4 separate regions of the Mus musculus genome follow, and regions 1, 2 and 3 are each linked to region 4. A link is a loop called in an ENCODE intact Hi-C map of the cell type or tissue named here. Cell type or tissue: left cerebral cortex. All regions are shown on one strand.

Region 1 (8,000 bases), 500 kb before region 4:
TAGCTGGAGCACTGTGGAGTAGCTGGAGCACTGTGGAGTAGCTGGAGCACTGTGGAGTAGCTGGTGCTGCCCAGCAGAGTCTTAGGTACTTTAAGGAACTTCTCACTTAACTCCTGTTAGTCTCCCTGAAGGAGAAACCACGGCTGTTGCTTCATCTGGAACAGTCTGTGTCTGCAACGTGCACGGTTACGTTTTCAAGAGCTTTTGCGGAGGTATAATTTCTCCTGTGCAGTATCTACTTCACAGAGAAATATCTAAAAGACTGGGGTGGGGTGGGGGATGGGTCTCACTTAAAACACCCTCAACTCTGAACTCTCAATATTTTGAAGATGCTACTTCTTAGCTAATAAACTTAATGCAATCTCCATGAGAATGTGTGCAGACCTTTAACAAGCTTGAGAACCCAGTCCTCATATTGCCTTAACATTTGAAAGGGTAAGTACTAAGCTTATGCAGGAGAATGGTGCGCTCTATTAGCGCATCTTAGGAATACTCATTAATTTAAATAATTGTTTCTTGATGCCCAAGTAGACAGACACACTTTTAAACTTATATGACTTCATGAATCCAAATGCAGGTGCAAACTTATGGAGTAAGTGAAATTTTAGATGAATGAAAAATGTATTTGTTCATTAAAAAAAAGTTAACTAAGCCAGACATGACAACACATGCCTGTAATCACAATCTTCTGGAGTTTGAAGCAGGAGGACTGCCACGAGCCTGAAGCCAGCCTGGGCTACAAAATGAATTCTAGATCAGCCTGGGTTATAAAGTGAGACACTGTCAAAAAACAAAACAAAACAAAACAAAACAAAACAAAACAAAAACAAAAACAAAAAAAATCTCCCCCAAAACCCAAAGCAAATAAAAGAAATACAAAACCAAAACACAAAACAAAATGAGAAGAATATGACAAAAAACTTGATGTCTTAGGATGTTCTTCTGTGACATAATTGAGAAAGTCATTGATTTTCAGGTTTTTTTTTTTGTTTCTATAACTTTTTTTAAAAATAAGGCAGTTTCATAGATCCTTAATTCTTCCTCTCAAACAAATTCCTCCAAACAGAGTTTAAGTGTTGCCCTGTAGCTCAGGATGGCCTGAAGCTCACCAATTAGCCCGGGCTGTCTTTGAACTCCTGACAATCCTTCTGCTGAGTGTCACAGTACAGTGAGGACAGGAAATGAGCACCACTGCCAGCTTCATGGAATACTATAGAATTCCTACAATCGAGACTGGATTTTTATTATACATGCATATTGATTTTTTTCTTTTGTTGTTTAGGCATCTGTAGAGAAGATCAATGTTGTTCCTTTTATTGGCTAAAATAACTACAAGGATGAGGATAAAAAGGAATTGATTCTTTTAATTTCCATGATGCCTGAAGTACTTTCAGCCACTTTTGAAATGGGTCCCTCAACTCTCCACTATTGTCATAGGGGACCTGGCTGAGACAGGATAGGTCTGCACAGACCCTGGGAACTTCTCCAGTGCTCCTGCTGAGGGTAGCAGACTTAGAGAAGTCCCTACAGTTTATTATCATTCTTTACACAAAAGCGGGATAATTTAGCATTCCCTCTCCAACCAAATTGGTTCTATCTCATCAGCCAACGATGCAAACACCTCCATGTAACAATGTCAAATTAAGCCACCCTGGAGGAGGGGGAGAGCTGGGACTGTGATAAATGACCGGTCAGTTCATTGTTTTCTTTCCAAGAGAAACCACAGCCAGGTTCCACTTTATCTCACCCTGACTTTTAACAAGATAGATAGCCACGCAAAATTTTCAGGTTCAAATAGTTTCCATCAAAGGGACTAAAAACCTTCACATTCTGGCTACACAGAACCTTCATCATTTTAACAGAAGGGATTTGATTTCTCTTACTGTATAAAAAGGAGCTTGATTCAGACCACTTTCCTAATCTCAGGGCTTTAGCCAGAACAAAAGTGAAGAAATAAACCATATTGTTTTAATCTCAGCGAGAGTAACAAAAGAATGTTGTTCCCAACCTTTGACGCAGTTTTTATTTAGAGTTGGGTATTATAGATTCACAGCACACTTGCATTAGCCTTAAAGTTGAGGCAAAACTGTACTGAAAGCAGTACAATGCTGGTAAAATTAATTGTCTGCCTTTGCATTTGATTGTATTACAACTTAGAATTTTATCCACCCATTTTGCTGGTGAATAGAGCAAATGTATTTTAAACAGATTTTAACGCAGCAGTGAATATAACATCGAAAAATCTGAAAATGAATTAAGTTCATAAATATAGAGAAAATGTCGGCAGTAGCTTGAATTTTTCAGATTAAGTACTGGACCGTTAAAGGCAAAGGCTGTAATTAGTGGGGGATGGGGGTGGATCCCGATTCCATGATACCGAGGTTATCTTCAGTTAAGAACCCAAGATATATAAAGGACACCGGGAGGCTGCCAACCCAAAGGATTTTTACTCAGGAAGGCCCTTCCGGTATCGGGTCACTAGTAGGACACCAGAGCTGGATATCAGATTTGATGACCTGACCGGAACCTGGAGAGACAGGATCCAGGGAGAAGACACTGATCCCCACCCTAACTTCCAGGCCCTGCAGGCAGCACAGCCAATCCCCTCAAACAGGGAAGGGGCACCCTGCCCTCAGGGCTGCAGGGACCCGTGCATGTGTGGTCGCTTCTGGGCATGCCCCTTGGGGATCAGCAGTGCGTGGGTGGCTCCTGCCTTCTGCTCTGGCATCTCCCAGGGTCACCCTGGACCGAACTCTTGGGTTGCTCAATTTATCAAGGCCTCACATGCATTGGATCAATAGCGGTCTTTCCCGACCTTTAGGACGACTAGTTCACTTAAATAGCATTCACTTTTGCTGTGCTCTTCAGTCCTTCGCCTGGTTTCAAACGTTCTGCCTTTTCTGCCGCCAGGGAGGGCTCTGTGGAAATGTCAACCAACTTTATGGGGCCCCCAACAGTCTCCTTTCACACTGCTGGGCTCCGGGGATAACTGGGAACAGTGGCAGATGTCCCAAACACTAAGGGGAGCTCAGCCTCTTGGAGTGCCCTCTATGTTGTCCAGGGCAAAGGATGTAGGTAAATCTCACAGTGCAGCTCCTCTCCTTTGTCTGGAGGGTGGGAACCGTGCTGTCTGCCCCACTCTCTCCCGGGAATCTTGGTTATTCCTGGATCATTCCCATTCCCTCTGCACTAAGCCTAAGAAATTATTAAGTGTCTTCTTCAACCTAAAGCCAAGCAACCCGGAGCTTCCGATTTCCTCTGAAATCTTTAAAGCTTTGATCCCACATTTGCAGCTCGGTTTCCCCCACCCTACCGTGCTCCTCTGGGATTCCCTCTGGTTCCTTGCTCAAAATACCTGCTGGCGCCAGAGGAAATTCACTTGTAACAGATACCCAGGGAGTGTAAAAGCAACACCCCATTTCCAGGGTCATGTTCCTCCCCCCACCCACCCCGTCTTCTGACCCATCAACGTGTCGCTTAGCGAGCCCCAACACCCGGAATTACTGTGGGTCCTTAGCGCGCTCTGGACGATCCGGGCCCTTTTAATAGAGTTGATGATTGCTATCTTGCACTCGGCGCGTCTCCTGCACTCCCTCTCCCTTGGTGCCTTCCATCCCCACAGCAGCGCAGGGAACGAGGGGGAGTCTGTGAAATAAACCTGTGGTCAGAACTGATCCGCAGGTCACTTTTGTGAGACTCTGGAAAGATTTTAAGTAAACTTCAAAGCATCTGAAATAAGAGAAATATTACATTTGTTTCTAAAACTGTTATTGAAATGGAAAACAAAGAACCCAACTAACACACACACACACACACACACACACACACACACACACACACACACCAAATCACACTTATAAAGTATCGGATGTAGATTTACCAGGTGATCTCATTCTACAATCTGTTTACTTTGTTTTTTCTTTTTTGCATTTCGCATGCAAAGTGAGCCGCAGGCTGTGAAGAAAATCCTGTTACATAAATGCAAATGGCCAAGACTTGGAAAGAAATAAGCTTCAGAGAAATGACACACAAAGAGACTCACTTTCTATCTAAATATTTGTGTCAAGTGGCTTTTATCTAATGAAATAACATTATTTTATTTCTTTCCAAAGAAGCAAAGAAGGGGTTCCAGCCCATTAGGAAGCCCCCTTTGACGCTGTCAGGGTTTTATTAGGGTTTCATTCCGCAATGCTCTGTTTCATTCGTGATATACTCCTGGAGCACAGGTGTTGGGTCCTGGGATTCCACGCAAGCACCCTCACGTCCAGCTTCTTATTCGGTTTTCTTGTCTAGTCCCTGGTCCCTCTCAATTCTACACCTTACAGACACTAGACATGATTCGGACTGTTGTACAATCCTCCGGGCTTCAATAACACTAAAAGGAAAGAAAGCATATATTTTGTTAGTGTTTGTAGACATCGAAGTCCAGTGAGATAGTTCTAGGTAATTTATTGAAAAAGAAGTTAGGACTCTGGGGCTGTTTTTCCTTGGCCTCAAGGCCCGAGAGCTGCTGAGCAGAGTTCTTAAGTTCCTAGTTGAAGTAGAACCAACCCACCTTGACGGAGAGCCAAGACTGAAAAAGCAAAACAAAACGAACAAAACAATGATTCTCCATGTCTTAATTTCTTTTGCAACATCAATATTTTATGGTTATGAATGTCTGATCTCCCCTGAGCAAATAATTTCCATATTTAAGAGTCTATTTATAGACGGTGCCTGCTTTGTTCAAGATAGCATCTCAGCAGGGTTTAAAGATAAAGTATGGATATACACAGGGGGCTGGGCTAATATGATCTTCCTTCCAGGAGAAGATCTGCCTCCTTTCAGAGGTTGGCGCTCTTGTGGGGACTAAGAGCTAGCTAGAGTGATGGATAGCATTTGTGACTTCAAGTATTTTCCACTGTGTTTATTTGTTGAATGGCAACGTCAGGGGTTGTAATCACACGAGCCACTAGAAAACTATCTTCTTGATCCTAGGAATGCTAAGACTGCTTAAGAATACCAGGGACAGCATGAAAAATACTTTACAAGCTCCAGATAGGATGTCAATGTTGTAATTGCTGTTTTTTGAACCTTCTAGGGAAACCAAGGGAGGGCCAGGGAGTTCCTCTGGGTTACCAAATTAGATTGCTAAGCTGTCCATTACAGAATTTATTTGACAGTTAAACTGTGTAAGGTCAGCTAAACCAATTGAAGAATTTCTTGCTCCAGAATATTTTGATGGGTGACAGAGTACAATAGTGTTGTTTATAATAATAACTTATCCTGAAAATAAATCAGCTTTTGATAACTCCTAAGGTGAATGGTTAGCTTCAGGTTAAAACTGACATGCAGGAAAATCAGGCTTCCTTTGGGCTTAGCTAAGACAAATTAACAGTAGGCTTAGAGAAGAAAAACAGCAGCAGTGAAGAAGAAGTGAACAGGATAAAGTATGGAGATCTAAACAATAATGCTCTCAATAATGGTAATAACAGCACTTTGAGTATCTTCATTTAGCTTAATAAAAAATTCTACGTTGTGTCTCAAATTTTAACGGAAAAGATTTTAAAGCCTGTAGTATTACTTAAAGCCAACATATATTACATTTCTGATCATTTGGGTTGTATAGAAAATGAAATAAATGTTGTACCTCCTAATAAACTCAACTTCAAATAATTAGTTAAATCTCTTGGCTTAAAACAAAACAAAATAGAACAACAACAAAACCAACTTAATTGTGCAACTTACTCAAGATAGAATTTACACATCTGACTTACACAAGTCAAGGATTTGTGTAGAATATTTGTTGATCTAAACAGTCACCACTACAACATAATTTTACATGTTTTTATTCCACTTTCTCCTAGAAAGCTGTGTTCCATTGACAGTTTCTCTCTTTCCTCCCTCCCCAACACTGCCCTGGGCAAACATTAATCTGCCTTATCATGTGTGTCTGAAATTTCATGTAAGTGAAATAATCCAATAGGTGGTCTTTTGTGATTGGATTTTTTCACTTATGTTTATTAGGTGTATATATGTCATGACATATATGTATATATACACACATATATACACATATCTATATACACACACATTTACAATTGAATAGCTTTACACCTCAGGGATGTGCTACATTTTATCTATTGAATATTAGGAACAATGTTGCAACAATTGTAGGCTCTGTTCTCACTGTGTAGATATTACTGAGCTCTGCTTCTTCCTTGTGAAAGAAAAAAATCATCTGTTTTCTGCCATGAAAGAAATAGTTTTATTGGTTGAGCTTCCTGTTATGAGCTTCATGTTATGAACTGTTTTTCCTGGAATATGAACAGAATTTATTTCTAAAGGGTCTTGTAAAAAAATACTTGAAAAGTAGAAAATATGTTTTGGTTGAATAAAGGTGAATTAATCAAGCAACCCAAAGAAAGCTACAGTCAAACATTAGACAGTATTTGCTTGTGTACTTTCAGATCAAGATTTATCTATTATCTATTATTTATTATTTTTCAGTGCAGAGGATCAAACCCAGGGCTTTGTGCATCCTGGGTGCCAGACAAGTTCTCTACCACAGAATTTATCGTCAGATCCTTTGCTTGTAATGTCAGATCCAGTGCAATAGGGATATCCCGCTATCTTTGACTCTCTCACCTTCAAATTCTTGGAAGCTTGCTATTGTGATTCTTGTGTTCCCACACAACAAGGACTTTTATTTTTTCACTGTAGACTTTGTTCTGCTCCATCTGGTGAGGGAGAGTTTCTTTAGTGTTTTGGCTTTCACTGTTGCTCATTATCTGATTTCTGTGGGATAGGCAGAAAACTTAGGATAATCTAGAGTAGCACAAATTTTTGAATGTCTATTGTTTCCCAAGTAACTCCCAGGAGATAGCATGGTTTATATTAGCTGTGAATGTGTTCTCTGTAGAAATGAATCATATGCGGATCTGACCAGTATATATTGATTGCCTTCAACAAAGAGTTGATGTTGTTGATGAGTTTGTGCCAGTTTTATGATAGAGGTAAGAATTTGTATTATTCTTATTAAACATACACACAATTCTGCTCAAAGTTGAACCAAGGTATCAAGGGAGGTTAAACTTGTTTTTATGTTAAAACCAAAGATCAAACCTATAAAACTCAGAGACCTTTCTGATTGAGAATTCATACAGCTTCTACTTTTTTATATAGATCAACCTTTTAGAATACCCAAGACCTTTCAGGCACTCAAACTTCATGGAACACAATCTTTAGCACACTACCATCCAACGCTCCCGACAAAGAACTTAATTTTCACTGAATTAAAAGTTACATTACACAATCTGAATCACTGAGCTGGTGGTAAGATAATAATGAGTACTCAGACTGCTCCCCCACCCCCATCCCAGCATCAGCAGCTACACTGCAAACATCACCATCTCTGTGCTGTTTCATGGGAAATCAATTTCATTCTATTCCCAAGTAGGAATTTTAAGGAGACAGATTCTGTCTGTTCAGCCACTGAAGTATCAGTTCAAATCCCAACCCTCCAAAAGACATCTACACTTTTGAAATCTCAGAAGCTCAAGACCAGGGTTGGGTTTCAGTTCAAAGAAAACATAGTCGTCCCAAGCTACTTGGGATTAGCATTAATGCCTCCTGACTCAACAAGACTTTAGGGCTTTCCTGTTTCCTCTCTTGTGTCTATTCCTAAACCTAGATGCAAGCTATCTCTCTTATCTTGAAGTCTCTTTTAAAATTGGGCGAGGTCAGTGCAATGAAGACAGAATTTCCAACATGGAAGTATAGCTCCTAGGCTATAAAGGGACTATAATAAGTTGACATCTTACTGTCAAAGTTTCTAACTGTCTTTCCCTTTTCAGGACATCAGAAGAGATACAAGCAAGTCTCTGAGCTTTGGAAAGCTTGGCTCCAAGCATGACTCCACAACTCATGAGGGTGTTGTACTCATATTACAACGAAGCACCTGGGATCCATTTGCCAGTATGCTTGAACATTCTCAACACAGGGTGCTTCACTGCAGAATG
Region 2 (8,000 bases), 530 kb before region 4:
GCAGATCTGGGATTAAGTTGTACGAGGTGTGAGCCTACGGTGCCCAGAGTTCTTTCCTTCTTAGGAGTCTAAGGGATCCAGCAATACCTTGGTCTCTAATCTACACAGCCTTTTGATTCATTGATTGATTAATAACTGGAATTTATCTTCTAGGGAACAAGATGAGAGCGCACCTGGTCGGGCCATATCCTTAGTACAGAACCGAACTCATGTTTTCTAAGGGTGAGCAACTCAAGGCTGACAGTTGTGTGCATTTACCCTAGAGTGAGCAGCAAACTAGAGCATTGAACTGGAAGCATACTCTCTCTCTCTCTCTCTCTCTCTCTCTCTCTCTCTCTCTCTCTCTCTCTCTCTCACACACACACACACACACACACACACGCACGCGCACGCGCACGCGCACGCGCACGCGCACACACACACACACACACACACACACACACACACACACACACACAGGCACACTCTCTTTTCCTCTGCCTTAACCTTTAACTCTTTTTGTTTCCTTAATTATGCATTTCAAATCATGGTTCTCAAACTGTCCCCAGACCAGCAGCAGAAACATCACATAGAAACCTGTGACCCCAGACCTCCAGATTCAGTCTCTCCGGAGGAGGATAGGGACTCACAAAAACAGCGTTGGTTTAACAGTCGCCCTGGGTGGTGTTCTCTTAAGGACTGGAGATTATATATATAACCAGTAAATACCCGAGCTCTGTTTATTATTACTTTTTGGAGTAAGTCTTTGATTTGAGAGTGGGCACACCTGCTAAAAGCACACTGAATTGCTTGTAAAAATTTTAAGTCCTACAAGCAATGGGGGGGGGGCGGGGGGAGAAGGGAGATAGAGAAGGAGGGAGGGAGGGAGGGGGAGAGGTGTCATTTGCTGCCACATTATGAGTCTGTGTCTGAGAACTCAGACTTTTGGAAACACCTCATTTTTCTCCTAGGTGGCTATAGTAATTTGGTCATTTGCCTGGTCCTTTTTGAAAGTGCTTTCTCTAGGATACTTTTTATAGCTTAAAGGTCACATGACACTCCTCATTCTCTCCCCTCTCCCCTCCCAGCTCTACTGGCTTGGGACAAAGATAGTCTCTACTCCTTTGCAACCGCATCTTAAATTTTGGCACTGGAACCTAGGCTGGGTACCAGGCAGCCAGGGAGTTGCAAACTTTGGGGAAGAAGTGAGAACAAGAGGAGCAGGGAAGAAGGGGAACATGGGAACACGGTGAGTGTGGGCAGGGTCTGGTGGAGGGGGTTAGTGGCCAGTGATGCTCTGTGGGAGAGGAAGGACAAGGGATGGAGAGAGGGAGTAAGGGATGAGGGATGTTGGGAGAGAAGGAGAGAGAGAGAGAGAGAGAGAGAGAGAGAGAGAGAGAGAGAGAGAGAGAGATGAGGAGGGAGGGAAGGAGAGAGAGAGCGCGCGCTTATTTCTGAAGAAAGTTTCATTTTGTAGGAGTAATTTCACTAAACAGCTTTATGCAAGTTCAGAGAACGGTTTTCTGAAAAAAGTTTCATTTTGTAGGAGTAATTTCAGTAAACAGCTTTATGCAAATTCAGAGAACACCAGAGGGAGGTGGAAATCTATCTGCTTAGAAGAAACACATTTTAGACCATACAAAGGACCATCACCACCGCTGCTAAAAACACACCCTCTGTTTGGGTGTAGTCACCTGCCAACTCATTCAAGTACTGGATATTTATTTGCTGGATCTGGTCTTTCACAAAGAGGTCACACATATTATAATTTCATTGAGCGGGATTAAAGCTTGGACAGCAACTGGGGGAAACACAAACCCAACTCTTACTAATGTTATCATTATTTTTTTCTTGTAAGGATGAGAAAGCTGGATCTGGCCCTCTGAGAAAACAGCCCCGTGTGGAGCCAGGACTTTGGTTTCTCATGACCTTTCTCCTCAAGCCGAGGCTTCAGATTATAACTAGGATGAACAAAGACTTTAAAATCGTGTATGTCTCCTGTTTATGGAGAAAAAGCTTCTATGGGGCCACCCGCGCAGAGTGCGCAAAACGTCAAGAATTTACTTGGCTGGTAAAAACGTGACTAGAAACTTGGGAATTTTCCTGGGCTAACCGCAGCCTGACTTCTGGTGGTAACACTAACCTTCCTTCCTCTGCCAGAATCCCTGGGTCCGTCTGGCGAGGGCCCCATCTCTTAGGTGGAAGGGAAGGCAGGTGAGCGTATGAGCAGGTGTCACCACCTAGAGTTTGAACTGAACTCTTGAAAGTCAAGTTGGGATAGGTCTGAGGCGTCGCCAGACGCCTTGAAATATCATCCAGTGAAAGTGTGCAAACGACACAGATGAAGAGTCACTGGACAGCGGAGTTTGCACCTGGGGCTCGGTGGCTTCTCAGCTGTGACAAACCCCTGGAATAGGTGTTTCCCGGAAGATCTCACGAAGGCTCCGCCCCGCGTGGTCCTTACGTGGGCTGGAGTCCTGAGTAGAACTTATCCTAACCAGGTACCAAAAGCAGCTAAGAAGTAATGGGGGGGGGGGAGGGGGTAAGGGGTGTCTAAAAGCGAAGCGGAAGTTTCAAGGCCTCTAAGAGGGATAACAGTATAAATAACCGAGGGCGTCTTGTAAACACTGCGGTCATAACCCCGAACATTAAACAGCCGCGGTGGCATCTGGCACATCGCCGCGGCGGGCTGCGCTGGGGCAGAGGCAGCAGGGTCCCAGGCTCCTCTGCCTAGCCTCTCTGTTTATCTCAACTTAATCTTCCCCTATGTGCTGTTCCGCAGTCTGGAAGATGTTTAAGTTACTACCCAGCCCGCGGGAAATCTTGGCGGGAGCTTAACGAAAGGGGTAACCGCACCGAAAAGCAGGCAAGAACGGTTACTGTTGCAATTAATTAATTAATTGCCAGTCAGTAACAAGCAAAATATCTTGCTGCATTTGAAATTCACATGAGAGCTTCAATCTCTTCTTCACTGGATTGCAAGCAGCGTTTGGGTCTGTTTTTAAAATCACAGAAAACACACGGAAAGTTATAAAACTCTCATAGTTTACTATCAGGATCCTCAGAACAAGCACACTGTAAAACAGTGGAGAGTCAAATTTTCTTTTTCTTCGTTGTCCTCGGGTCTGTGTGACTGGATAACTGTAATCCTGTTCATTCTCTATTTACAGTTATAATATCTTTAGTGGGCTTAAAATAACTGGGATGAACAAAACAAGTTTTCAGTAGGAAACATGACTTGTCTTTTCCTAGTTGGAATCAGAGTTAATCTTTTTTCTAGGATCTTGGGCTAAATGTTAAAAAAAACTACCTTTTAATCATGAAATGTCCCCATGGATTCCAATGTTCTTCACAAAATTTTAAAAAAGAAATCACACCAATGTCCAGGCTTTTTTTTTTTTTTTTCAATATAAAGAAAGATTTATTTTCGGAAGTAGCAAAACCTGTTTGAAAAAAATATATTTCTTCGAGTGACTTATTTTATAAATGTGACTGTCAAAGTCAGCTATTCTATGATCTACATTTTACAACATATTGTACAAAAGATACACATTGATAGGCTCTTCTTATCTATTTATATATAATATATATATATAATTACATATTGCACTTGGACCAGCCAGGCTTGCAGTCATTCATGGCAGAAGTTAATCAAGTTAAATAGATGAGAATCGGTAAGTACAGTTGGTCTCCTTTGGTTTGGAAACGAATCTCCTCGTCGCAGTTAAGTGTTCTTGCGGGGTGGGATAGGGAGAGGAGCGATGCAAGGCACCAGCAGAGGCAGGGAGGGAAGGGCAGGGGTCGTCACCCTTGCCGGCCCACTGCCCCCAGAGCTCACGGTTCCCAGACTCGCACCTCCAAGGTCAGGATGCTGTAGTTCCACACAAGCGGTTGGCGGTCACCACTTCCTTCAGGTCATTCTCTGGTTTGCCGGCCACCATAAAGGGCCACGTCTGCAAGAGAGAAAAGGGTGGAGAGGGTGAGTAGACATGGGGAGGCGGCGCAGTGCGCAGGCAGGCTAGGACCAGAGAGGCCACGGGTCTGTCGCTTCCTAGGTGTATTAATGCCAGGCAGGGTAATGCAAACAACCCCAGGAGGTGGTGGTGGTGGTGGTGGTGTGGAGGTGGAGGTGGAGGTGGGGGTGGGTGGTGGAGGTGGGAGGTGGAACAAGGGCAAAACAGGTCTCCTGGGTTCTAACTGGAACCCCGAAACAAGCCCAGACTCAGCTCTGAGGCAGATGTTCCAGGAGTTCTAGCAGGGCGGGTGGGAGGACCCTGGCCCCAACTACTCAACTGCAGATCTGTGGAGGCTCTGGTCTAGCATCCTGGCCTTTATTGACTTCCATTGATCTCCCAGTGCAATCCTAGCTATGGCCACAATTTTAAGTTAGTAGTAACCCCCGAAGGGGGTGTGCACTTATAAAAGACACAGGCACATTTTATTTGAGATCCTCCTACTAGCGAGGAAGCAAAACTGTCTCTTCCCTTTCTTTCTTCTTCCTTTTTCTGGACTGTTATAAAAAAAGTACATTCAAGTTTTTTTTTTTTTAATATTTAAAGATGAAGGTAGCAGCAATTATAAATGTTCTAATTGATAATCTCATTCTAGTTTTAGATTGTAAAAAAAAAAACACTACCCATCACAACAACAACAACAACAACAACAACAACAACAACCAAACCTTGTTATTTGGAAGGAAAATATTTTTCCTGGCGAAAAGTGTTTTAGTATCCCCTCCCCCAATTCCTGAGACAAGCTGAGTGAGAATACAATTCAAGCCTCTTTGTAAGTGCTGGCCAGAGGGATATCTAATCCTTATCATATGTAAACAAAAGTCCTCGTAAGGTGGTGGTATTCTTTGGAGCCTGCACGTTTTAAAATGAAATCAAACGAAAGAGGGAGTTAAAAACCACCTTAAACAGTAAAATACCTCTGAGAAAGTCGATTCAGGAACCAGCACTTGCTTTTCAAAAATTAGGCTCATTCATTGTGACTGGTAGTAGAACCCATGGCTGTTATTTTGTCCAGTACTAGGACCTGAGCGGATTTACTGATTGCGTTGACAGTGGCTGGAATTTCTGGGATTTAAAATGGTAATCTACTTAGCCAAACACAGAATATTTAAGTAGCTGGGGGGGGGGGGGATTTGCATAGACAGTTATGGAGGTGGAAGAACATAAATATGTCTGCATTTAATAGCCCTAAATATACCAGCGGAAAGAACTGACTTAGGTGCTTATAAGAATCGGAGGGGGAACTCAAGTTTGCTCTTAGCCAAAAGAGACAAAGTAAGATAGGTCTTCTGGGTGCCCAGCGTCTGCTCAGTTTCACGACAGAGGAAATGGCACCCTGCGCGGGGATCCCTGGTCTTTGCCAACTGAATACCCTCGGAAATCCCTTAATGGGGTGCCACGTCAAACCCTAGCACAAATCACTCGCGGGCTCGGGGCGCTTGGTGCAGAGAGCCAGGGCGCTGCGTGGAGCCCGCGCGGAGGTTCCCAGAGATGCTAGGGCGGCGATTTAACGAGTCACGCTCTCGCCCGCGTCCCCAGGCCCAGCCAGAGGCGCGGGAGGACTCACCAGGTTGACTGGGTGAATGTAACCGTTCTCGTACTTGTCGTTGGCCAGGATCTGCCTTAAGTGAGCGATGTAGCTGGACGCCAGCCTGAGAGTGTCCAGCTTGGAGAGCTTGGTGTCCGGGGGCACCCAGGGCAGGGTGGTCTTGAGCCTGGAGAAGGCCTTGCTCAGCACCCGCATGCGGGCCCGCTCACGAGCATTGGCCGCGTTGCGCTGGACCTGCTTGCCCTCCTGGCTGACCCCGCTGAGCGGGCTTTTCTTAGTGGGCGCCTTCCTCCTCTTGCCTAGGCCACCGCGACCCTTCTGTGGAGACCCGTTCTCGCAGTTGGAGCCCTCCTCGGTGCTCTCGTTGGAAGTTCCAAACTCCTTGTTGGAGTCCACTTTCAGGGAGTCACAGTCCAGCATCTCCACCTCTTGAAGGTCTTCTACATCGCTGAGGGAGCCAGTGGACATGTTTAGAGAGGTGGAGGGAGGGAGGGAGAGAGAGACGCTGAAACGGAAACGAAAGGGTCTCAAAAGTTTGGAGCTGCCACTTCGTGTGTTGGGTTTGAGGTGGGATCTGGCAGTCCCGTCCCCCAGCTTTCCCTTTACAGAGTCGTGGAAAACGATCACAAGGGATCCCGCGACAGGGAAACCAGTGCTCTATCTCCCCACCACTGGAGTCCTGGCCTTAACGGAGAGTGAAAGAGCGCCGAGGAATTTGGTGGACACTAAGAATTTATCTGGGGAATAGAGAGGCGGATCCATGCAGCCCAGGGGAGGGGCCTGCTAGGCCCAACAGACTTCCCAGACCCCTTTCACAAGCACAGGAGACTTCACGCTCAGACCTGGTTTCCAGCAACCGATTGCAACATGCCTGTACCGGATTCCTTCTTCCTCTCAAGTCAAGGAGTAACTTAGAACCATTGCCGAGACTCATCTCCTAAGGCCCCTTTCCTTTGAGGGAATCCCAACTGATTGCTCTGAGAACTCAGAGAAAGGGCCAGACCCTTTGCTCTAAGTGGCCTTTCCCCCTAAAACATCTCACAGTCACTCTTCCTCCCAAGAAATAACAATCAAAACCCTGCAGCCCTTAGTTAATACCGGCTAAGACCACAGGGCTTTACCAAGACTGCATTACCGTGCACTGGCTAACACAGAAGTCATAGGTCCTATTTGTCCGGACGAGAAGAGGCGTATTTTACCAAACCAAATGTTTGAAAGGAAAATGCTGATCGCTGGGACGATTTTTTTTTCCAGATGCATTTTACTGTTTAAAATTTACCTGAGGTAAATAGGGGAAGGAAGTGGTAGAAAGAAATTACTGGAGAGAAGGAAGGGAGAGAGGGTGAGAAGGAAGGAGGGAGGGAGGGAAAATAAGAAAAAGAAAATCCATTACCATCCAGTCTCTTTGAAGGTATCAGGGAATTGCTAGTGCATAGGAACACACTTGACTACTGAACACACATGTACACACAAACACACACACACACACACACACACACACACACACACACACCATACATGCAGTTGACTGGGAATGGGCAGGCGATGAGAGAGGTTATATGGATTTGTGGAACATATTTTGCGAGCTGAGAATCTTTCCAGTGAGATGCAACTCACTTCTCTCCTGTCTTAAAGAAGACTCTGTGGCTCCTGGCAGCCTCTCTTTGCCTGACACCTTTTGTAAAGACTGTATATTTTCTTCTTGTGCTTGCTTTCTCTTCTCCCATCCTCTGGGCTACTAGGGTTCCTCATAGAGAGCTGGCCTAATAAAACACAAAACAGGACTCATGGCTTTGGAGAAAGAACCTTTCCCATCCTTCATTCCAGCTGGGACTGTCTTTCTCAGGGAATGATAGTCATCTGGGAGGTAAGAAGAAAAGCAAAGGGAACAGGAACCCAGGGACTGAATGAAGGGAGATGAAATGGTTTTTGTTTTTTCCCCTCAGGAAAAAAAAAAAAAAAAAAAAAAAACCACTGTCAGATTTCGTAACCTTACAATTAGGCACTGAGGATTGGGGGCAGGAGCTAAGAGTAACTCTCTCCATGGCTGACTCTGAGTCCAAGCCACTCTGTTACACTTAGATATGGGTCTCTAATCCAGGCTCAGCTGGGAATTCACTAACCTCTAAGATTTTGTTTTGTTAGCAGAGATCTGTTTGCTTTCCCCCTATGCTGCAAACTAAACAGATTGTCAGCAAATCAGTCTCTATTAATGAATTAGTGAACCCTCTCCCCGCCCCCATAATATCTTTCTTGAGGACCCAAAATTTGCTAATCACCAGCGTGGAGATTTATGGGCTCCTATTTTCTGTTGTTTGTGCAGGTGGAGATTTAAATGACTGCATCCACTCCCAAGATTTATTGCAAGAGTGATTGATGTTATAAACCAGGAAAGGACTCTTCCCACAGCAGGGATGACAGAAATATCAAGTTGAAGTTGCCTTTGTCTGCATGCAACG
Region 3 (8,000 bases), 1.2 Mb before region 4:
AATAAAACAAAACAAAACAAAACAAAAAACAAAAACAAACAAGAGACAGTTCAGAAGCTTAGGAATTCCCTCTGACTCATTCACTTCCCTGCCCTGTGTCTTTTTTCTAGAAGCTGTCAAGCACATGGTAGGCCCTCAATATATACTTGGTGCACAAACTGCTGATAAAACAAGTTTTACTCCATCTCTGTGTCTTGGTTCAGGTGATGACAGAACTCACCTGTGGAAGGGGAACACTCTGGCCGTACAGTCTTATTCTGACAAAGGCTCCAGAATTCAAGATTACGAACTATAAACCAGAGCAAGTCTGTGTGCAGGACATTATTGGCTCATCAAGCCTGGGACGCACCAGGTAAGAAAGAATGTGAAGTCAGTGGTGCTTTGCAAACTTGGGGGGGGGGGGGGGCGGAGGTTCACACCAACAAAAACAAGTCTCTCTTTCTGGTAAATCCATCTAAATTAAGTCTTAAAACTTTGAAAAAACTAATATGTTTATTGTGCTCCTTCAAGCTTAGAGGCTTAACTACACGTGGGTAGGGACTGTAATTATGATCAATTACTTATGGCTGGAAGGCACTTAAAAAAGCATCTGCCCTTTTAAGCAATCTTTAAAAACCTGGGCTTATGAATAACACTTGCCCCAGGAAAGACAACAAATTACAGGTTCAGGGGCTCAGTTTTGACATTCTCCCTTGGAAGGGAAAGAACTGTTGCTTATCTTTGATTTCCTAAGACTGTCCCTAAAAACACAAACCTCTACAGTAAGAATTTCTAGTTTAGCCACATATGTCGTTGGGTGCAGGAGTGGCGGATGGGTAGTGGAAAAAACTAGGAAGAAAACCAAAGGTGACAGAGGTGGCGGCTTGTGAGGATGATGCTATTAGTTAAACACAGGGTCATTTCACTAATCTCATCGCATAGTCAATCAATTTTCTTTGCTAACAAATTCAGGGTATGGGTGCCCAAGTAGCTTCTTGGTCCCTGCTGTGTAACAGTCTCCTCCAAGATTAAAACATCCCATCTGACAGGAAGCTCCTTAAGCAGGAAAGTAAACAATTCAGAATAGGGTTTCAGGAAGTCCCTGAAACTAAGCAGATTCACTAGGCTCCTCCTTGCCATATAAGCAAGTAAGAGATGAGTGTCCCTCTCAGGAGAGCAGAGTCACATCAGCAAATGACTCAGAGCAGACAAAACGCAGAAACCAGCCTAGCTGCTTGGTAGAGTCTGAAACCAACGGAGGTTCCTGGAAGGCTCAATCTCCAATCCGGTGAGCTGACTGCAAGTGTACAGTATGCTCTAGGGTATCAGCCTTGTGAGCTGTCACCCATGCTGGGGTGGGCTTCGATGACACAGGTCTTCTGCCTCTGTACATAAGCCCTCTTCCATATTCATATATATATATATATATATGATAAAACTCACCAAGCTGGACTTACACAAGTCTTGCTGTGTCTAAACAGGAATCTGATTTGTTCTGTAAAAATGTCAGACGGAGAATTATGCCTTCCCGGGGACCTGTTCTAGGCCAAGGATCTGATAAACTCTGACATATCCAGTGCCCGAAGTGGCTTTAAATTTAGAGGATTTTCACCTATGCTCTTGCTTTATCCTCACAACTCTAAGTAGGCAGGTGTCAAACGAGGTAAAATAAATTTAGAAAGCGCATCTTCTTTTTGCATATAAGCAGATGCTCCTGAATTCACAATTCAAATTCCTACTGTGGGATCAACTAAAAACCATCTAGAGACACACCAGACACAAGAGGATAAAACAGGAGAACAGGGTGAGCCAGCTAGCCAAAACTCTTCTGTTAGAGGGACTTGTATTGACCTGCACTCAATGATTGGTTATACAAGGGTGTTTGTTTGGAAGAATGCTACTTTGTATTTACATACATGACTGTTACCTTTTATCTGGACACCCCACAGGTAACAGACAAACGAAATTTGATACTAAATTCTAATGTTGAAATTCATCCTTTGCTACAGCTGTAGTGATCCTCTAGGGTAGTGAGTGACTCAAAGCCAGCAAGCAACTTTCAGGATCACAGACCTCTCTGAAGTGCAAGACACAGACAGACAGACAGACAGACACACAGATGGTAATCCACTTTTAGTAAAACCTGACTTTCTAGAAGACTCATTCTCCCTCGTCTCATTATCTTTTGCTGTTGCACCCCATGTACCCTTGCCACCCAACTAAAGCATAGGCACAATGGGGGCCTTTATTTACATTGGCTTTTTACTTATTTATGTAGTAATTAAAATTAAAATGTAGTAAAAAAAAGTAAAAATGTACTTATAAGTCTAACTATATTGGAGCCGGGCGTGGTGGCGCACGCCTTTAATCCCAGCACTTGGTAGGCAGAGGCAGGCGGATTTCTGAATTCTAGGCCAGCCTGGTCTACAGAGTAAGTTCCAGGACAGCCAGGGATACACAGAGAAACCCTGTCTCGAAAAACAACAACAAACAAACAAACAAACAAAAAACCAAAAAAAAAAAAAAAAACCCCAAAAAACCAAAAGACAAACAAACAGAAAAAAAAAAAAAACCAAAAAACAAAACTAACACCCAGCCCAGGAAGATTCTGTAGACTGAGTCCTAGAGGGCTTGGGGTTGTCTGGTTTTGTCCCTAAAAGACACCCAAAGCCCCCAGACCCCTTGGGGCACGCAGAGCGGTGTGGGAGGGGGAGGGGAGCCACCGCAGGTCTCTTTTTCTGCCTGTCTAGCAGGGTCACCGGTTTTATCTGAGGAAACTCAACTCTTAACTTTAGTTGGGCAACCAGCCGCCCCTTGCCCAGCACATTCCCGGACCCCATAGCCAGGGCTCCAGGCTCACCTGACCACGTAGGGTTGCTCTAAGGTCTCCAGGTGCCTCAGCACCGCCACCTCACGGACGGTGGAGAGCCGCAAGTCCTCCTCACTGGTCTGTACTCGCTGGCGCTTCGGAATCAGGAAGCGGCCGCCATTCTTCAGGTCGGGGGCCTTCGCCGATCTCTGCCAAGCACTCGTACTCTGATCGGCGCCACCCAGGCTGTCCTTCTCCTTGCTGGCTGCAGGCTGTCGGTGCGGCACAGAGGAACCGGGGTGCGTACTCTCTGACTTACACGCCTCGGGGGCCCCCGGGCTAGACGGACCGACCTTCTCGCCCGCGGGCGCAAGCCGGGCGCAGCCGCGAAACTCCGCCCAGCTGAGTCTCCGCGCCCTGCCGCCGCCGCCGGAGATCCCTCCTCTTCCCCCTCCGCAGCGATTACGTAGTCTGCCCACAATCTCTGCACCTAGGAGGAGGAGACCGGAGGACAAGGAGAAAGTGTGATCAGACTGCCCGGGAGACTTCCATCGGGTTCCACCAGCTCCCCTCATTCTCCCCTCTACTCGCCCTGGCTGCCTAATCCGGCCAGGTTTCTCGGAGAAAAACCAAGTTACTTTTCTTCCCCAGCACGGCTCGTGCTGTCTTTGAAAGGAAGAGGTTGCTGGGGCCCCTTGGGGATGAGCGCCGAGCGGGACGCAGCGGGACAAGAGGGGGCGTGCGGAGCAGCCCAGAGTGTGCCCGGAGTGCGGGGGAGGGGGGCGCCGGGCGCATCAGTGTCACGGCTCAATATTTATACCTATATCGTTGTTCTCAGCTGCCCTCCCTGACTCGTCGCGCGGAGTACGGGGCGACCTGGGGGAGTTCGGAACTGGCGTGAAAGCACCGGGGGTTCACCCATGTGGGGTCGCAGAGCGGGGTTGGGGCTCCTAGGACCCTGTAACCCAATGCTGCGAGTATGCGAGTAGGGGTGGTCAGACATCTGCTCGGAGATTGCTTCCTTTCTACTTTCAGTTTTTCTACAGGGAGACATTTGAAAGAGACTCGCTCTCACAAACGGTCTTTGGGGTATGGCAAGCTTAGCGGGAGACGAAATTCTGCCTCCGAATCGCCGAGGACCTCCCTTGTGGAAACTCAGGGAGGACAGACCATCTGGTAGGGGAGGGCTGGGGCTACTAGAGGTGGGAGAGCAAGGGGCCCTGGAAGGGGAGAAGTGTCCTGCTCCCTTTCCCGCGCGCGCGCGTGCACACACACACACACACACACACACACACAAAGATCGCAAGGGTATGGGAAAGGCAGGTCCGTCACACTTTTGCTTGTCCTGTCCTGAAAAGTAACTTCGGGACTTTGCTAGCTAACCGGGACTGGTCCTTAAGTTTTCAACCCGTGCAAAAGCAACCGCCCTTACGACGGTGGGGGTGGGGGCAGTAAACGTAGGTCTCCCGGGTGTGAGAAGGGTTAGGTCTCCCTTGTATCGCGACTTCAGAACCCCCGCCCGGTATCCTTGGCGGCTGAATGTTGGTAGCCAAGACAGTCGCTCTGTTCTCCAAAGGCTGGAGGCTAGGTCCCAGGCGCGGTCGGGCGTCCCATCCCCGTTCTGTTGTTTAGGGAAGACCGAGTGAGCCTTCCCGTCCCACCGCGGCCTTAGTCTGGTCTGGACCTTGTTCCACTACAGCCGCGTATCCGGAAAGGTCCCCATGCGTTTACCTGCCCCGCACCCCTCCTCCCCCGCTCGCTCTTCCGCCTGGAATTAAAGAACACATGGCGCGACCCCCACTGGGTGCGAGCATAGCACCACCTGGACAAGGCAGGGACACCCCAGGCTCCTTTGAAAGCTTTCCTAAAAAGCTGCATAAAGGACCCTCCAGGCCTCTCCCGGGGGTCGAGGGCCACATAGGTAGCGGGAGCAATGGCCTTGGCGCCCCTGTCCAGCCCAGGCTCCCGGAGGGGGCAGCACACGCACACCCAGACCGGAGCGGCGGTCCCTAGCCCCCTCTCCTCCTCCACTTTTGTTGTTGTTGTTGTTGCTTTACCACGCTGGCTAAATGTGACTTGACCCCATTTCAAAAAAGTTTGACATAGTGCTTCAACCTTTCTGCACTCCTCCGCGACTACAAAGGCTGCAGCCGCCTCCTTCTGCTTTCTGTCTCAGCTCTCTGTCTTAGCACTGAATGAAATCCTTCACGAGCTTCTCCGGAAGCCTTGCCAAAGGGTCCCCACCAGCTCAGCGAGGGGAGGCCTGGGGACCGCGACCCGCTCGTGTGCGCAAAGGCAGATGCGCCCGCACAGATAACGCCCACGTCCACAGGACGAATGCGCCGCGGAGCCCCGTGCTGCTCCTGCCCAGGGTGTGCATTTGAACTGCAAGGCTTTAAATAAGGAAAGTAAACTTGGGGCGTGAAGCAAGAGTGCACGCGTGCGGCTTCAATTCCGGTGGGCTGTGTGCACTACACTCCTTGCTTAACGCGCCTGACGGGTAGCCAGCAGGAAGCCTGGGCGAACATTTTACTCCTTCGTTGGGAAGATGGGGCCCATACCCACACCCCTCGGGAGGCTACAGAGGGAACTTGCACAGGGGAAATAAACGTGGGGGCGCGGAAACACATTCTCCAGCACGGAATCCCACCCAGACGGTGCACGTTCAATTTTAAATGTGACTGTCCAAGTAGAGTCAGTTTGAGGAAGCTGGACAAAAAGTGAACGTATGGGTATTTTACGCACGAAATCTGTTCAAGCTGGCATAGGACCCTGGTGTGGGGTGTCCGCGCTGTGGGAGGTTCCTCTCAAGACCTCTAGCTCCCCCCAGCTGGCCCCCATAACCTACCCAGTCTCAATGTTAACCCAAGGGGATTCCAAGGGGCCACACAGCCCCCTACACCCCGTTACTCTCTCCCACTCCGATCCTCGCCGAGGACCCCCGCGTCTCAGCCTACCCACGCGAGTCCGTGGCCCCTTACCTGCGGAGCAGGGGCGCCGGCCTCCTGCGAAGCTGGAGTGTCTGTCTGCCCCCGCGCGTGTTCGCCCCGCGGAGCAGGTAACTGACTACAGCGGCCCGGGCAAGCGGCGCTCTGCGGGCAGGGGATGGGCACAGCGGCGGAGGGCGGAAGGCGCCGCCCGCGGGGAAGCCAGGGAGGCTCGGGTGCCGCGGGGCGTGGATCTGCGAGCCTCCGGGCTGGAGAACGACCTGGAGGCGAGTGGGCAAATTACAGCCTTCCAAAGCGAGCGAGGCGGGGCCAGGCCCTGGCTGTGCTCCCCCAATGGTCGGCTCAGAACTGGGGGCCCAGAGGGTGGGGGAGAGTTTAATGAAAATTTCTGGTTCTCACTGCAACCACTCTAGTTGGGGAATCTCACGACTGAAAATAAGTGGCGTGAAAGGGATCCAGTGGGATGTGGCATCGGGGGGCTGCAGGGTTTCAACACCTAAGGTCCCCCAGAGTTGGGGTGTTGACAGGGTGAGGGGGTGTCGTGGGTATCAATCTGATGAGGACAGATAAAAATAAAATAAAGCAACAATACTTATGCGGGTTCCGTGGGGTGGTAGATAACATTTTCCTACACGCAAAAACCGGACCTTATTGAGGAGTGGGGTGCGGGGGAAGATGGTTGACAGGATGCCCTGCAGAAAAGAAAATATCAATCTGTCCAAGCGCTTTTCACTTTCAGCCTGAGCTACATTTGTTTTGTTTTCTCTCACTTCCTTTCTGCCTCACAAAGCCCAATCTTTACCTTTTTGGACAGAGGTTTTGGAATAGCCAAGCACACTTGTGGTTAAAGATCTATTTGAAGGGGCTGGCGGGGTCACAATTATTAAGTGGTTAGAAACAGTTGAGGGTTCACCAAGGTATTTCTGGAAAGCTAAAAAGATTCAATTTCAGTATTAAAAACGACTGCAAAATAACAGACACGTGCACACACAAAGAAGAGTGCTTAATTTAAGTGCTTTCCTGGGGACTTTGAAAGTTGAACTTTGGTAAGAATGTCTCTTTTACCTGAGAAAAAATGGATGCAGCTACTTTAGGTGAGAATGAGAATTTTGGTGAAGGGGAGGAAAGGTCTTCAAGTCTTTATACAAGGAGTAAAAGAAAATAGCTGTCTTGAAAATAATTCGATGTTTCCCCAAATCTATATCTGTAGATCTCAAAACTTTTAAACATCTTAAAGTAAGAGAGAGAAAAAAGTACAGGAGGGGCAATTTCTGTACTCTGTAGAAAAATCAACAAAATTCTGTTTAAATTTGAAATATTGCTTGTAAGAATTTTTTTATATTAGACCATGTTACTAATTTCACCATAGTTTTTTTTCCTTTTTAAAATTAATTCTGTTGCAATATGAAGCAAGGTTAAAGGAATAAAAAATGCTATAGAAAACTGTAAACCATTTTTTTACTACAGATGCATTGTAGTAATTTTTTTGACCATCAGTTAAACTTTTATTGGCTCTAAACAAACAAGATTTTGCAAATCTTCATACCCCACAGGCTCAATATAGAAAGGTTACTGTAAAAATCACAGCTGCAGTAAACGGATGCTCACTTCCCTGCTTAAAAGATTTCACTTTTCAAGAAAGAGCTGGTAGGGAGTGGCTATTGTGTGTACTTATCAGGAAAAATACAGTAAAGGCCCCACTGCTCAGTCCAAGATACCTAAAGTGAGCAAAATGAAAAGGCTGTAACTGGATGTCAGTTGACAGATTATCCACTAAATGATCTATTAGCTAATATCTTCGGTACTGCTGTTATACGGGCACTCAAAAGCTTATGTCTGTACGTTGGAACGATTTTCTTTAAAGCAACATTGGTCCAGACTTATGTCAATGTAGTTAGCCATCTTCCTTTGGAGGTGTGTACCAGCCATTTTTCTCATGTATCTGTACAATGGAATTATAGGACTGTTGGGCTCGTGCTAGATTATACTGATTCTTATTTGCTCCAAACTGCACCCGGGCTTTGCCTTTCACTAAGGTGGCATTGATCTGCATGATGACAGATTCTATTGAGTAGGCACTGCTCCAGCCCTGTTTTGTGAGAAGTTCCATACACAGTGCTCCTCCACCCAACACATACCCTCCTGAGAGAACAGGTAACACCACTCTAACAAACGGAGGATCAAATGGAAAATTATCCTTAAAAGAGAAGTTAAGCAAAATATATTCTATGCCTTCTTTTTCTTTTAAGATCTGAAGATCACTG
Region 4 (8,000 bases):
GATTTAAAACAGGTAGTCATAGGAAAAAAATGTTCACCTAGAAAGAAAACTTATACATGAAAAGCATAACAACCACATAAATTTGAAGTATTCCTGAAATAAGACCAGGCCACTTATAACTGAAGGCTTCCTCGGGAAGCCCATTGCTTACAGTGTTAGGCAGTTTGTTCCTTGTGAGTTGGCTTAACATAAGGGTGTAGATTGATTCTTAGTCAGCTTGTCAAGCTTGAAACAACAACAAACCAAAACAAACAAACAAAACTGGCAACATCAAACTAAAGGCTGAAGCCTGAAAGGTAAAAGAAAATTTTAGTCATAAATTCAATATTCCACGAAGATGGTCAAGAACTCTTTCTGCCTGCAGAATATCATCACAAAGTGTTCTCACAGGGTCAGTGTTTATTAGCAACTTCCTCATTTGGACAACGCGCTTGCTGACTGTTACTTCTGTTTCCTTACGTAGGTGCTTCAGGGCCTGGTGAAATTATTCAGTGAGTAAAGGCTTACTATCAAGGCTGAAGATGCACGTTCCATACTGGAACCTGCCTGGTGGAGAGATGACTGTTTCCCACAAGTTGTTTTCTGACCTAGACATGCACGCGCTCACACACACCCACACACCCCCCCAAATAAAAATATAATACATGGGCATTTAAATTTGTTTCACTTCAGTGCACTTTGTGGCCTGTCTTAAACAATATTATCTATGTAATTGCAGATGCACTGAACAATTAAGCTTCTTTTCCTAACATCTAGCTTCTCTTGGGTAACAAATAATGAAGGCCATCATGACCCTTCTCGCAGAATTCCCATGCTGAACTGATGGGACCAACAGCCTACCATGATGCTTGAGGAGACGGGTGGGACTGAGAAGTTAAGACCTTGGCTCCACTCTGCTGCCATAAAACCAGATCTTAACATTTTCACCAATAAAATGGGATGAATGAAAGCCTCTGCTGCATTCGTTCACAGCATAACTGAAAGGATTAAGATTCACTAACCCCATAAACTTTGCACAGCAGTGCTTTGCAGGAACTAGATCCTAAATTGCTGTTAGCTAGCCTGTCAAAAAGGTCATGTTGAGCCCATAGGATGTTGACTTGAAGAAAGAGTTACCTGGCAACCATACTGAGAAGACTTCCTTTATTTAAAAGCATACTTTAAGATACAAAGATACTTAAGAAAGTATAATCTCATATATAAATTTTCATGATTTTATATTGGCATGTTAAGATTTTGGTTTGAAAGTACTCAAATGTGATTGTAGACATTGTCTTACAACTTAACAACTATTTATTAGGTAATGTCCTGAGTTACTAATAGGAGAAGCTGGTTCTTCCTTCCATGGTCCAAAAGATTATTAAAATAAAATAGCTTACTGCATGTAAACTGTTTTAAATTATGAACACTTTATTAAAATGCTTGACATAGGAAAGCATTTCTGATATTTTCACAGGGTCTCTTTCTTTATCGACCATGAAAGGATGAGAAAAGGGCTAAACCAATACTGATAAGTCTCAAATATCAAACTAGACTATTAGGTCAGAGCTAAGATCAATTAGCACCTTTCAATGACAGAAAAGGTTCCCGGAGACTTAGAAGTGACTCTTTGAAACTGTCTTAAATGTCCCTATAAATGTAGGCTTGGCGACCCAAAAGGGTTCTGTTTTTGCTGTGTTTTGTTTTGTTTTTGTTTGTTTGTTATCGGCTTCATCTCTAAGGATAGTGGTACATTCAAAAAAAAATTGCATCCTTTTACAGCAAACACATGGGGAGAGCAAGAAAAGTCCCCAGGAAGTGCAGAGGAAAGTGACTAGAGCACACGCTGATGTACTGTGTGTGCCACAGCACTATTAAGTGACAGTAGTGTTTACAAAATCTTCAGACCTCTTAAAGCCAGCAAAGTGGCTTGTGACACTTTTGAATATGGGGCTCTTGTTTATTTTCTCCCACTCAAGTTCAGGCTAAGTGACGCCAGGCTTGGCTCCATGCACAATTTAATGAATATTCAGTTCGTCTCACTCAGACACACCAAGCTGTGAAATGTAGCATTAAACATGGTAACACTTAAAGACATCCTTGCACCTAACCCATCCGGAGGAGGACAAATGCCTGAGAGAGCATGTCCTTTCTAAGTTCACCAGGAAAATTCCATGAGAGGAGCAGGTACTCAGCACTGCCACCCCATTCTGGGTGGTGTTGATTTCTTTCACCCGGTAACCGTTGTAATAAAATCCCCCGACTGTACTTCTGAATACAATTAGTTTAAGATAGTCTACTGAGACACACAGTGTAAGAGTCGAGAGTATGGAAGGATAATGTCCATCCGAAAAAGAAACTGTCAGGGTTATATTCCCACTAAGATGATAACAAGGTGTTTCGTAAAGGTTTGCCCAGCTCCTCCATGACAGAATTCCATACTTTTGATAACAGACTTTTCTGTTTGTTTCTCAAATGAGTGATCTGAAATATTTACAACCAGACAGTACCTAATTTTAGGTTTTAAGTGCTTTAACAGCTCCGTGAAATATGATCAGCAGCTGCAGTACAGAACTATGGTGAATAAGCCCCCTGTAACAGGGGCCTGTTCTTACTGAACACTGAGTATTCTTAAGTTTACCCCATAGGAAAAAAATACAGGAGATAATGTAAAAACATCATAAATGCTCACATTCTTAAATTACTTAGCACTTTACTGAATCTCAAAAGGGATTATCTTTCTTCTTGAATTCTGCATGAAACCTGTGAGCTTCCGCTGCATGGAAGCTAACAAAGCTTAAGTTTGTTATCTAAAAGTTAGAACGTGCATGTTTTCCAGGGCGCTAGCTTCTCTATCAACAGCCATGGGGGTTTCTAGCATCTTACCCTTTCAAAGTTTCTACTCAATTTAACTTGGGTTCATCACATTTAATAAAGCCACATAAATGTATTTTTAGATATGGCATCAGCCACACAGAGCTTGCATCAGTGACGAAAAACATGAAACTGGACACTGTATTTCCTATGGGTGTGTAAAATTTATTTACACCACAAATCACAAGATAAATAAAAGAAAATTTAGAGATGGAGAATATGCTTTCTTTTTAACCCAGAGATATCGGCAAATCTTCAAAAATGAACTTCTCTACAAAGACTTTTTTTCCTTCCAGTTTCTAGAAAATGCCCAAATGTCCATGTTTGTGTTTCTTAATGAGAACAAAACTGTTCTTAAATAAATTTATTTTTTACACAAGTTGCAGTGTTTTGAAGTTTTTTTACTGGAATGTGCTAGCCAACGCTATGCTACTTATGAACACAGATACACAGTTTTGTTTTGGAAATGAGAAAATTGTAATATTCAATGAAATAAACATAAACAAAAGGGGAAAAACTGAATAGCCCTTCCACTTATAACTGTGAAATTCCCTTGGATGAGGTGGTCTTAAAACAGGAAGGCAGTGTGCTGTGTTCACGTTCGTCTATTTCACGAAGTCAGGGAGCAGCAGGCTTTTGAAAACCAGGTTCTTTTCAGACATACCCTTACTAGGAAGGACAAGGAATCACTCATTAGAATATGAGATTTCAAGCCAGTTCAGATGTTAATAGCGAAGATTTTGATGTCGGTTTGTTTTTAACATTCATGTGCGGACATTACAAAAATGTTTCCCTTTGGATTACTTACAGCCTTTAATAAGGTGGAATTGTTTTTACAGTTTTTATCTATGTTGGATATTATTGCAACTCACTCTGGCAGTCCTTCCACACAAAACAGTCTGTCTTACATTGCTATTGCTTTTTAAAAATTTCTTGGGATAATATATTTTTTTAAGTACAAATGTCTTTGAATGCAAATGTCTTAAAATGCACCATAAAGCATATCAAATTATTTTGTTTTAGAATTCTTTCCCTTCAGCCTCTGCTAAATTTTGTTTCTCAGGTATAAGTCTGACAAAAATATATGTTGTTTTTTTTAAAGTAAAATAAAAAGTAGGTACCGTTTCTACTTAAATATCAAACTTTATTGGGAAATTGTATCAAATACAAGTTTTGTCCTTAAAACTTAAAAAATTAAATTAAATTAAAAGAGAAGCACTCAGCAAACAAAAAAGCCACAGTCCACTTTCAGCGCTGTCAGTCACCCACGGGTAAATGAAACTTCAGAAGTTGTTGATGGGAGTCCGGGTTGCTAAACACTCCTAAAGACTCCCACCTAAGTCCCCCAGGAGCCTCGCTGAAACTGACAAACGCTCATAGGTGCAAAAAGGCGGCGCTAAGAGAAGAGCAACAAAATACCATATTCAAGAAGATGTATTTCGCTCCAACAATTACGTTGATCCCAGAGTGCGGAGCCAAAGGGGGTGAGGGAGAAAGAAAACTGTTAAGTGTGGGCTCTTAATGTGAAACCCAACCTGTTGGATCTCTTTAGGTATCAGATTTTGGAAGTGTCTGTAATGACAGCCAGGAAAGCAAATTAATGGCCAAGGGCCCACTGGGTTTGAACACGAGACTCCAGTTACCTTCTCACAGATCAAGTACACAACACACACGCACACGGAGGTGCCCCACGTGTAGCTGCGCAGAAACCAAAACACACGCCACGCGCTTGGTGAGCCGCCACCTAGGTTGTCCCCGCGCGGGGATGCGCGCCTTCCACGGGGGCCCTCGAGTTCAGGAGGCTCCCTGAATGGTCCCTGCGTTGTCCGGGAGAAAAGGAGAAGGCCACGCCGATCCCACCCAAACCGCAAACCCCGTTAGTCTCCCAGGAACTTGAAAGATGTGAGCTGAGGCGCTAACATCCCAAACAAGGGGACGGTGGCAAAAATCAAACTGCACTCCCTTAGTTTTGCCACCGCTCTGCCACCAGGCTCAGTCAAAACCTCCTTGTTTCTTTCAGAGAGATTGCGAATCTCGAATACAAAGAAAAAAGGAAAAGAATTTAGTGCTAATAGAAAAATAAAATGAAAAGTTTGGGGTTGCTGTGGCTTGCAAAACGAAACGGGCTCACACAGTCTGTCTCCCAGTCACAGATGACCAAGCTCTACAAGCGTTTAGAGTGCCAAGGCCACCCCAGATCCAGTGAGCTCTGAGAGAAACCTGCTCGCCCCAGCCTGGTCCTTGGCTTTGGAGAAGTTAGAATTGCTCCTCAGCATCCGCTCCTGGAGCCAATGAACGCGACTCCTCTGACAAGGCGCCTCTAATTTCACAGACCCTGGCACACTGCAAGAGACATTCGTCCACGCCACGTAAAAACCATTAAAGTGACCCCCCCCCCCTGTTTAGACTGCGACCGGTACCTGGAGACCAGGGCTTGGCCTCTGGGTACACGCGCTCCCGGCCTCACGCAAACCCAGGCGCCCACGGCTCTCCAAGGGACACTGAGTGAGGCAGCACCCTTACTCCACGTAGCAGGTCATCACAAAGTATTAAATGTCACCGGGTGGGAGTGGGAAGAGTCTGGTGTAAGCTTCCCGGGCGACAGGGAACAGGGTGCAGGCAGGTAGGATCCGCACCCGGGGACGACGCGAGACTCACTCAGGTCCTGTGGCGCTAGACAAGAGGGGTTACTGGGGACCAGGTCGTTGAGGGTCTTCCTGGGCGAGCGTACCACTGAGGTCCTAGGGACCCTGGCCATGGGACACTGCTGTTGGATCATCGGGGAGAACTCCGAGGCTCACACACTCTCCCTGCGCGCGACCTCCATCCCCAGATCCCCATTCACGCACTACAAAGTGTCTAGCTAGCACTTTCTAGGGGACAGTTTGGGGGAATCATCCAAATCTGGACACACCTCCCCCCTCCATTGGACTTCAAAAACCGGGTCGGATGAAGAGAGGACACTCACCTCTGGCGGCCCGGACCGCCTTGGACTCCCGAAGTTCAATTGTCTGTCCCAGCCAGTGATCTGCGGGTCCGATCTACGTATTTACTCGCTTTCCTTCCAGTGTCTAAGTTTTCCCTTCGCGCTGTGTCTCTGGTAAAAACAGGACATCCCTTTCGGCCACCCCCAACAAATAGCTTACACAAGTGGGGGAGAAACAGGGCGGGGTGGGGGAGCCGGCTGCGAGGGGGGGGGGGGGAGGACGAAAGGAGCCGAACCAAAGTCCGAGCAGCCGAGCGGCGTTAGCGAGCAGAAGAAAAGAGAAAGCGCGCGCGCGCCGGGTGGCCGGGCGTCCCTCCGCAGGTCCCCGCCGCTCAGTCCCCTCTCTAGGGCGCCGACCGGGAAAGGTTTGCGCGCAAGCCGGGAGCCGCCGGAGCGTGCGCCGCGCCGCGGGCAGCCTCTCCCTAGCGCGCGGAGCTGGAGCCTAGAGGCAGGAGGCGGGATGTGGGGGGGTTGGGGGGGGACGTCGCCGCCTGCGTCCTGGGGCTAGGGTGGCCGCTGGGGGCCTCCCGGCAGGCCGCCGGAAGAGCAGGAGATCTTGGCGGGCGCAGAAGCCCTCTCTTTTTATTCGATCTCTGGAAACTGCCTGTTATCATCGGCTTTTTTTTTCTTTTTTGAGGTCTCGCGTGGGGGGACCTCCGGGGCTCCCCGGCTCTGCGCGTCTCTGGTGGCGCCGCGGTAATCTCCGCGCCCTCTGCGCCGCCTCACCCCGCCCCCACCCCGCCTGGCGCTGGCCACCGAGGCCTTTAGACTGAAGGGACCAGCCCGCCACCGGGCTCCTCGGTCCCCCACCTGCTTCTGGGCGGCGGTCCCCTAACTACCCTGTGCGAGCTACAGGCCCTCAGTCGGACTCCTTGCCACTTACCCCAAGAGAGGAGGCAGAAGGGACTCTAGTCCACTTGCAACAAAGTTAAACGCCAACTGACACCAGCCCAAAGCTTGCTCTGGATTTAGGAAAGAGCTTTTTCCTGGAGATGGAAGCGATGAAGGAGTTAGCAGCGTGCAGACGGGCAGCACTGGGAAGTGCCTGGGCCCCTTCCAGGCCGGGCGCAGCTATAGGCGCCCCTCCCAGGCGCCCAAAGGTCAGACTGCAGTGACTTCCAAAGGCCAGTCAGAACTGCTCAGGGCACACTGCTGAAATGGCATTTTGAGCCTATGCCTTCTGTTGATGTCTTTTGTACCTACATTGGATTTCATATTTCACAGACAAATATAAATATCACACTCTTGGACCAAAGCAAAGACAATCCCCAAATATTACTCCCATATAACCCCACCTTTCCCTAAAGCCCATTGTCTCCATCAGTAACATCTGTCCTGATACTTTGATAATGTGTATCAACTCATTTTGAATTTATTGTCAGTTGCTGTACTGCTCACTTGTGGTTCACGCGTGTTTGTTTAATTAATTTCCTAATAGTTATTAAAGCTGTATAAAAGATAACCAAGGCCCAAAGAAATCAAAATAATTTTTCCCAAAGAAAATCAAGTCATCTCTAGCAACAACGCTGCCTTAGATATGGCCATAGGGATGAAAAAAAAAAAAAAACCACTCCACTTCGAAGAAAATCTAGTTTTAATATTTTTATCAACTAAATGATATTCTGGACTTTTTTCAGAAACAAATTTCATCCTTCACTTGAGCTTGGTTTTATGTTACTAACAGGAGCCCTGAACTCTAGTTTAAAAGGAAAATCCATGCTGAATATTTGTTTTTAATGAGCGGGGCATTGTCTACAATGATTAAGAGGAAATGGAAAAGATGCTGGGGCTTTAAATTTAAGCTGATAAAGGTAGTGTCTTCCCTCTGCTTGCTTATTGGCTGTTTCTCCCACAGATCAGTTTCAGGGAGCTTGAGCCAGGCCAGGCCTAACTTCCCCCTTTCTGGCTCTCTGAGTGGAAGGGTTTCTGGTGGTGCTTTGCAGCCTTGGGAGCATTACCCAGAGTGCATTCCTGCGATGGAGAGGAGCACCGGTTAGTATACACTCAAGGGACATCAGCAACAAGAAAACCTCAATTATTTTGTTGTCTCCAGTTCATAGTTCAAAGTGCTGTATTGTCGGTTGGTTGGATGTTTTTGTCCACGTGACAAAGCTGAGATTCGAATGAGTCTGTATACATCCCAATCTATATTTTTAGCCTC

Evidence for each region. A loop is a pair of places that touch in the nucleus more often than their neighbours do. Peaks named below come from ENCODE experiments on the same cell type or tissue, not always from the same donor. Only the 100,000 strongest peaks of a DNase experiment are listed, where the experiment ranks them.
Region 1: it touches region 4 in a loop (3-fold over the local background); 3 of 42 quality-filtered maps call a loop at or near these places.
Region 2: a loop joins it to region 4, with 6 times the contacts of the local background. A loop is called at or near these places in 2 of 42 quality-filtered maps.
Region 3: a loop joins it to region 4, with 8 times the contacts of the local background. A loop is called at or near these places in 4 of 42 quality-filtered maps.

The regions. Positions count from the first base shown.
Region 1 is chr10:22,840,602-22,848,601 of GRCm38, forward strand. Gm51761 (a long non-coding RNA gene) reads left to right here. Exons shown (of 2, transcript XR_003948853.1): 2 at 7,836-8,000. Among named protein-coding and RNA genes, the nearest start is that of Gm46217, 8.4 kb to the right of the region's middle. In left cerebral cortex, no CTCF peak of the experiment used is centred here; no DNase peak of the experiment used is centred here.
Region 2 is chr10:22,813,895-22,821,894 of GRCm38, forward strand. It overlaps Tcf21 (transcription factor 21), which reads right to left and starts at 6,249. Exons shown (of 2, transcript NM_011545.2): 1 at 5,560-6,249; 2 at 3,369-3,932. The coding sequence starts at 6,009. The coding sequence ends at 3,843. Gm10824 (a long non-coding RNA gene) reads left to right here. Exons shown (of 5, transcript XR_380181.3): 2 at 154-222; 3 at 1,068-1,228; 4 at 1,838-2,480; 5 at 7,865-8,000. In left cerebral cortex, no CTCF peak of the experiment used is centred here; no DNase peak of the experiment used is centred here.
Region 3 is chr10:22,145,650-22,153,649 of GRCm38, forward strand. It overlaps E030030I06Rik (RIKEN cDNA E030030I06 gene), which reads right to left and starts at 3,621. Exons shown (of 2, transcript NM_001254745.1): 1 at 2,840-3,621. The coding sequence starts at 3,363. It also overlaps the pseudogene Gm4895. In left cerebral cortex, a CTCF peak has its summit at 2,893; DNase peaks (open chromatin) are centred at 3,215, 3,763, 5,041, 5,130 and 2 more places; H3K4me3 peaks cover 1,595 bases; H3K27ac peaks cover 177 bases.
Region 4 is chr10:23,343,941-23,351,940 of GRCm38, forward strand. It overlaps Eya4 (EYA transcriptional coactivator and phosphatase 4), which reads right to left and starts at 5,950. Exons shown (of 19, transcript NM_001347372.1): 1 at 5,822-5,950. In left cerebral cortex, no CTCF peak of the experiment used is centred here; DNase peaks (open chromatin) are centred at 4,257, 4,760, 5,077, 5,801 and 3 more places; H3K4me3 peaks cover 2,406 bases.